Regions from separate parts of the Homo sapiens genome. Here region 1 is linked to region 2. The links are chromatin contacts, found by Hi-C or POLR2A ChIA-PET in ENCODE. All regions are on one chromosome and are shown on one strand. Each heading gives the region's core, a stretch centred on a gene start or an enhancer-like site at or near the end of the contact. The rest is flanking DNA. Distances are from core to core; before and after follow the strand shown. Region 1 holds the start of FAM78B-AS1 (FAM78B antisense RNA 1). Region 2 holds the start of LINC01675 (long intergenic non-protein coding RNA 1675).

What was found. A loop is a pair of places that touch in the nucleus more often than their neighbours do. ChIA-PET counts read pairs that join two places held with the same protein, here RNA polymerase II (POLR2A). Pooled maps may share reads with other maps.
Region 1: a loop to region 2 is called in a map of CD4-positive, alpha-beta memory T cell, with 5 times the contacts of the local background. The contact joins the promoter of FAM78B-AS1 here to the promoter of LINC01675 in region 2. A Hi-C loop is called at or near these places in 1 of 168 maps with a recorded cell type or tissue (CD4-positive, alpha-beta memory T cell), 2 of 37 single-sample maps with no recorded cell type and 9 of 50 pooled maps. POLR2A ChIA-PET finds 5 or more read pairs at or near these places in 1 of 52 experiments (activated T-cell).

The regions. Positions count from the first base shown.
Region 1 is chr1:166,078,657-166,082,737 of GRCh38, reverse strand. FAM78B-AS1 (FAM78B antisense RNA 1) reads right to left here and starts at 2,002. Exons shown (of 3, transcript NR_184318.1): 1 at 1,486-2,002; 2 at 7-133. All of the region lies in intron 1 of FAM78B (family with sequence similarity 78 member B), which reads left to right.
Region 2 is chr1:166,487,854-166,491,609 of GRCh38, reverse strand. LINC01675 (long intergenic non-protein coding RNA 1675) reads left to right here and starts at 1,571. Exons shown (of 3, transcript NR_146890.1): 1 at 1,571-1,749. RefSeq lists an enhancer at 1,399-1,568.

The sequences.
Region 1 (4,081 bases), core at 753-3,252, 410 kb after region 2:
CCCTACCTGCTCTTCCAGAAACACTTGCCCCATTCATTGCGCTGCTTGAAGGAAGCACCTGTTCTGGGCTCTTCTGGAGGTACTGAAGATGCAGCAAAGCCTGTCCTCAGGACGCATGCAGTCTAGTGGAAAACTGTCATAGACACAAGCAAATCAGCACACTGAAATGCATATGCAATTGGAAGCCACTCTCAGAAGGTGGCCTGGAGCTGCAAGTTGAGGATGAAAGGGAGCCAAGGGTGGTGGCTTATGCCCATAATCCCAACACTCTGTGGGGGTTGAGGCAGGAAGATCATTTGAGCCTAGGAGTTCAAGACCAGCCTGGGAAAGGTAGTGAGACCCCATCTCTATTTTCAGAAAAAGAAAAGGAGTCCAGGTTGTAAAGAACTGAAAGAAAATGGTCCTGGGCAAAGGGAACAGCAAATCCAAAGGCCCAGCAAGTCCAGTGGGAGGAAGCTTATCTTGTTGAAAAGTGAAAAAAGTTGAAGTTGCTGAAGTCTAGAGAGCCAGAAGGGAGGGGGTGAGGATGAATGAGGCTGGAGAACTGGTGGGGCAAATAAGGAAACATGGACATCTGGGTGCAGTAGAAAACCATCATAGGATTTTTCAGAGATGAGACATGGCCTGATGTACATTTTATAAAAACCATATTCGTGGCTTGCAGGGGCAGCACAAGCTTGGAAGCAGTGTCCCAGTGAGGAGAGGACCTGCATGGTCCCGGATAGAGGAGAAATGGCTTGGAGAAGGGTGGCGGCCATGGGGTTAGACAGAAGAGACAAATTCTGGCCATATTGTAGAGGCATAGTGGAGAAACATGTTGGTCTAAGAGCAGGTGAGGATTGGGGCATGGTGAGGGACAGGCAGGTCTCTGTGCTCGCCACCTGGAATGCTGCCCACATCGATTCCCCCTCATCTTTTGGGGTCCCACTGCAGCCCCATTTCCCCTTAGGAGGCCTGCTGACCTCTACCTCCAGCCCCAGTTTCCTCTGCTTCCTCTTGGCACCCCCAGAGCCTGGCATAAGCAGGGCCTTACTCCTGTGGGAAGGCATCTGACCTGCCACCTTGGGTGGGCTGTGACCTTCGGGATGGAGAACAAATGCCACTGGGCCTGGCACAAGTCCCAGTGACTGGTAAGGAGCCAAAAGGGCTTGCTGTGTGGTCAGGGGACACGACCCTTGTAAGGGACACAGCCTGGGCCTGCACGGCGCTCTGCAGGCATTAGAGAACACTGCTTCTCTGTGTGGGGTAAGGCGCTTTGCTCCAAGAAACTCAGAATTGGAGTCGGAAGTCAACCATTTTCAGATGTGACCTAGAAAACTGGCCAACGACCCCAGACCTCAGGGCTGTCAAATTGAAACAAGTCAGCAGAGGACTCTGAGAACCCAGCTGGGGCAACTTACTTAGAGGGCACAAGGTAACCTGACCTCCACGTGGTGAAGGTTAAATACACAGTGAGAAGATGTCTCTAATGCTGGAAGAACTCACCCTAAACAGGACGCAAGAGTGGTAACAAACATGAAGCCTGTCTCTGCACTGATGACTCTTGAAAAACACTGCAAATGATCTTTTCTGCAATAGGAAAAATGCCTCCTTGTGCGCCAAAAAGAAAAGGATGTGGTCAGAAAGGAAGTGGGCGGAGGGGAAAGTGGGAGGGGGGAGTATTTACAGGCTGCTTGGAGTCTGATATAAACAGTGCGGAATGAGGAAAATCCTAATTTTAACACTTACTCTGTAATCATGGTTGCAAAGCATCTGAGAATCAGGACCTCTGCCAGAGGCAGGGCTGGAAATTGGTCTCAGGGGCCAGGTGGCTGCCCAGGTGACAGGCGCCTGGCCTGGCTCCCCTCTGACCCCAGCCTTGTGTCAGACTCCACCTCCGTGCCTCCTCTCTCTTCACTGTCCCACCATGCACTGTTATTTCCAGCTCCTCCTGTGGAGGGGTTGGGAGGAGAAAGTTGCTGCAAAGTCAGCAATGACACGGAACATGAGACTCACGTGACTGGGAGCACATTGCTCTCCTTCACGTTAGATGAAAAGCCTCAATGCTCAGGGTGTGGTGTTCTCTTTAACTAAACTTGCCACATACCCAAATAGTAGAGCCTTAGGTTCCAGCCATGAAGATGAAGAGAAAAGGCAGAAGCCTCTTTTCCCACCCTCTAAGTGCAGTAAAGTTAACGCAGCAGTCAGGATTCCTTTAAAGAGTAGGCTGAACATAGCGGTTAGACCACAGACTCTCAGGACAGTGCCTGGCATTCAGGTTAAGTGTGAGCTATGATCAAGATGATGTTATCAGAACTATTAATATACTCAGCTTTAGAACCAGAGCCTGTCTTGGAGATCCCCTGCTGTGCCTGTGTAAACACTTTAGTTGATTAATTTTTGGAGACATGGTGGTGGGTAGCTGAGGAGGAACCTGGGTGGCCAAAGAGAAGGCATTACGGGGAGGGAGAGGGGTCGTTTAGCAATTGTTCCAAAAATGTTTGAATATTTTAACAACTGGCATGGTCATAGCAGTGTGTATCAGCTAATCTCATTCATGACTTTTATTATTTTTCAGAGCTTTTGGACTCTTAATTTTGTACTAGGGAGGCATCATGAGAAAGCATGTGTTTAGAATCAGACCTTGGGTTCACAGTTTGATTCTGCCCCTCACTAGCGGAAAGATCTTGAGCAAGTTCCCTACTGCATAATGGAAAATAGAAAGATGCCCACCTCATGCAATTGATGTACAAAGTAGACGTGACACTGATTGTAAGGGTGCTTTGTGCATGTTAAGACTAAACAAGCAGCAGTGAAACCACACGTAACAAAAGGAAAACATTCCAGGTTGGAACTGTCCTGGGTTCCAGAACTGTGCATCTAGATCTCCCAGCTCTGCCCATCCCTAACAAACATTTGAGGCTTCGGAGTATGAATACAAAGGCCAGGGTGCCATATTTCTCAGTATTTATAAGTTATAGGTCAGACTAACAGAGGGCTGAATCAAGTAAGTTCTATCCTCCTACCTAGACAAGTATACCTTTGTAAAAACCTGAAGGCTATGTTTACATTGAGGATTCTTGGACTCCTCAAAGTTTTGTGCCAGAACCTAGCAGCATAGGAACAAGTGACCCTCAGCCCCTAGCTCCACCTACTTCCCCTCCCACCCCTGGCTCTGTACCACATTGAAAAAGATGTTCCATCACACATTTGCATGTGGGCACCCAACACATGGTCCCAAACTCCATGCACACCCCCAACAAACAGCCACCCTCTGGCCACCCCGTGGGCCCAAAAGTGCATACACAGTGGAGTGGACTGCCCTTGGAAAGACAGGACAGTGAAAAGGCCTGAATAGACTCTGGAGGTATGTTTAGGGACATTTGGGCTGGAAATATTGAGATCCTAGGTACCCAGAGAGTGTTCTCGAAGGAGGGGCCACCCTCTCAGCACCACAGACTTCTTACCCAGTGTGAAAGAGCATGGCCAGAAGATACCAGAGTGGGTCTCTTAAAAGGGTAAGGCCAGCCAGACACAGTGGTTCATGCCTGTAATCCCAGCAACTTGGCGGGCGGAGGCAGGAGGATCCCTGGAGGCCAGGAAGTCAAGACCAACCTGGGTAACATAGCAAGACTCCATCTCTTTTAAAATGTTTTAAAATTAGCTGGGCATGGTGGTGCATGCCTGTAGTCCCAGCTACTCCAGAGGCTGAGGCGGGAGGATCACTTGAGCCCAGGAGTTCAAGGCTGCAGTGAGCTATGATTGTGCCACTGTGCTCTAGCCTGGGTGACAGAGTGAGACCCCATCTCTAAAGAAAAAAAAAAAAAAAAACATGTAAGGCCAGGCCAGGGCTCCTCTCACCTGGGTCTAAGGGTAGTACTGCCGCAGATTTCAAAATCTGCCCTAGAAGCTCTCCAGGCTTAAAACCGTCAGTCCTCCATGTGTGGTTCCCCCTGACTCCCAACCCACACCGCATCAGGGGACATTAGTATCAGTAGAGTCCCTGCATAACTGCCCACTCCCTGCCTCCAAGAATGTTGCTGCCAGCCTCTCCCCAGACTCCCCAGTGACTGCAGGGCTTCAGGGGGAGCAAAGTGGGGTT
Region 2 (3,756 bases), core at 322-2,821:
GTTCTCTGCCTATGTTGTTCACAAATGTATCCATAAAGAATAGTGCTTTGCCAAGGGTAAATTCTCAATAAATATTTGTTGAAATTGAATTGAAGTGAGTTGAATTGAATTGAGTCGAATTGAATTGGATTTTATTGAATGAAAAGACTGTCACTCTCACATTTTTACTTACAGGCACATCCAAAACCTTCTATTTTCTACTGGATCATTTCCATCAGTAGACAAACATGCTTTTATTTCTCTCATCAAAAACAAAAAGCTAAATACATTTTTTGACCTCCATTGTTTTCTGATCAACTCACCTCCCAATTTCTCTGCTCCTGTTTTAGCTAAACTCCTTGAAATAACTGCTGGTGCTCATAGTTGTCTCTAATTCTCTCCTTCTCTCACCATTGTATTCAGTAGGCTTTTGTTCTCCCTTCTCCACATAAATGACTCTTGTCAAGAGCATCAAGAACATCCTCACTGCTAAGTCTACACCCAGATCCCAGCCATCCTCTTTTTTTTTTTTCCTATCAGCAATGTTTGTCTCACACCATTGGTAAATGGCTCCCCTTGGCGTACTTTCTTTGCGCACTTCCAGGACACCACATTTTCCTGACTCTCTTACCTCCTTGTCTGTTTGTTCTCACTCTCCTTGGTTCTGCATTTCCCAGTCTCTAAATGTTGGAGAGCCCCACTGCTAAGCCCTTTGGCCTTCTTCTCACCCCTTGGTGATAGTAACCAGTCTTAAACCAGGCTTTAAGATCTTTCCTATGCTGACGACATCTACACTAATAACTCTCGTCCAGTTCTCTGCCATGTATATGGATTTATATACTAGACCTTTAAATGTGTTATTTCAAACTTAACAGTCAAAACGGAGCTCCTGATCTTCCCTCCCAAGGGAGGAACTGTCTCCAGTCTCAATTCCTAACAGCTGCTCAGGCCAAAGCCTTGGAATTATCCTTAATTCCTGTTTCTCTCATATCTCACATCCAGTCTATCGGCAAATCTTCCCAGCTGTTCCACAAATATGCGGCATCTGACCACTTCTCAACCCCCACTGCCACCACCCTGCCCAAGCCCCATCTTCTCTCTCCTGAATTAGCACAACAGTCTCATTACTGGGCCTATTGCTTTCACCCTTTGTGAGGGACTAAGTGGCTAAGTTGGCTGGACTTCCTGGGCCAATAGGAACTTCCCTAAGGGGACTTTCCCCTAAGCCAAAATGAGTCACAGCTGCAAGCTAAGGGATTGAAACCTCAACCAATCATATAGGGAGTTTAAGCTCTAGCTGCAGCCTGATGTTTTTAACCAATCAGGCCCGTCAACCCACAAGCGGATTGAAAATAAGCTAGTTATGTAGGACAGAAAAAGGAAAAGACGAGGGGTCATAAGGGGACATAAGCATAAGACAGAAGCAAAAAAACGGCAGCCCTTCCAGGTCCCCTTCCACCACGTGGAAGCTTTACTTTTGCTTTCATTTTACTTTCGCTTTTGCTCTAATAAATCTTGCCACCGCACCCTCTTTGGGTCCGCGGGTTTCTCTAATCTAGCTGTAACACTCGCCACTGCGGCCCACGGCTTCATTCCTGGAAGCCCGTGAGACCAGGAACCCTTCGATCGAGAAAAGACCTTCCATTGGGAGAAGACTTCTCGTCTTATTTCCACCTATAATCTCTTCAAAACATAGCAGTCAGAGTTACCTGCTGAACTCATAAGTCACTCATCTGCTCAAAGCCTCCCAGTGGCTTCTCATCTCACAGAGTAAGTCAGGCTGCTTACAGTGGCCCACGAGGAGCTTCACAGTTTAACTGGCTCTCTAGCTCTCTCTTGCTCTCTCTCTCTCTCTCTCTCAATGACCTCACCCTTCACTTCTTCCCCTTGCACACACTGAACATGCCACACCTCAGACATGCCAGGCACACTCCTGACTCAGGGCTTTTGCCCTTGCTTTTCCCTGGACCTAGGCATCCTTCCCCTAAATAGTGCCAATGCACCCTCTCTACCTTCAAGTCTTTGCTCTTTCTCAAATGCCACTTTCCAAGTCCCTTTCTGGCCCCCTGCTCTTCCTCTTTCTTATTACGCCCTTTTCTTTCCCATGTCACAATCTCTTCTAACTATATAATTGTCTATTTTACTTTATATAAACCTCTTTCGCCAGAATCTGTAAGCTCCAGAAACATAAGGGCTTTTGTTGGTTTTGTGTATTTCCCTATTCCTAGATCCTAGAACAGGGCCTGGCACATGATATAGGCTCAATAAATATTAGTGGTATAGATGAAATTATTAATTCTATGGACCTTCATCCTTCATTGAGAAACAGTGGTTACAGGGAGGGAAGGGGGAAAGAATTGGCTTAAGACCTAAATGATTTACATTTACTCCCTTCAAATGTAAACAACTGCTGACCATATGAATATTCTTGGACAAATCTCTTTATCTCTCTGGGCTTCAGTTCTCTTATGTGTATAAATAATGGGTTAAACTAAGTAGTCTCCATAAACATTCTTACTTTAGTATTCTTTAATTCTCTAAACCTCTTGTCCCTGCACTGTCTCTGGGATTTACTCTCTATCTCTCTCCCTTTTAAATGTTCTTTATCCATTCATCAATTCTATAAGCAATAATTGAGCATATTCAATGGGCCAATCCCTGGTCTGAGCCCTGAGGATATACGGTTGAATAAAATAAGAATTTCCACGGGGGAGAAGGTAAGTGAAGAAAGGCAGCTCATATACTTCAACAAGGTGGTCACTGTTGTCCTATGGAGGCCAGAGCCTTGAGTGTATGTTGGGTGCCGGTGGGAGATGGTGGGGAAGTTGGAAGAGGATGGGGCTGGGCTTCACTCATGGCTGCATAATGCACAGGAAATCCAGAAGCTGACCCTCTATAATAAAGAAGGCTATTGATTTTAGCAGTTTTCTGGTATCAGAGTTCTGGTTTTGTGGCTGTAGTATTTGTAGTAGTGGCAAAACGCTAGCCCATCTCTGCTACAAAACATACAGAGAAGATGAGGCTTCTACAAAAGGCTTAGCTCATTACAGTTGGGGTCAACCTGTCTTTCTGGCTTGATGCCTACCTGAGTGAGCAAGCAAAAAAGATTGCTGGCTGAAGCACTCTCTACCCTGCTCACCCAAGGGCCACCTTAGGACAGCTTCTGACTGATGTTTGGAGAATTTCCCAGGAAGCTAACTTGAGGCAAGGGGAGGACATGAGAAATGGAAGACAACAAATTAAACATTGCCCATCCCTTCTGAAACATACAAAGCCTTCGGAACACCCTCCATTTGCAGAAGATTTATTTCTCGAATTATATATTTAAGGGCCTGAGTCAGTCAATTATCTACCTTCACAGACCTATCTTGCTGCATAAACAGATTTCCATTTCCTGATGCTGTCCTTAAATGGCAAATAGTAAAACACTGGGAGAAGGTGGCTGACATTGCTCTGTAGGTGTCTCTAAAGAGTCTAGTGTGATCTGATGCATCTCCTGGGGCAAACACAGATGCATGTGAGAAGAGAAGGTGCAGAAGGGCTCAGCATATATGGGAGTGGACCATCACCTCTCACTCCAAATCCTGGAGCTGCTTTCTGCTGTCCTTTCTTTTTATGCCAATGATGTAGCCAAAACTGCCTGCATTGTTGTCACTTCAGATTTTGGACTCTTGTAGGGATGTTCTAACATACTCCAGTCCTTGCTTTTGTGGCTTTTCCCTCAGTCATCCAGTCAACAAACCTTTACTGTGAGCCTAGTATAGGCTGCTCTCCAGG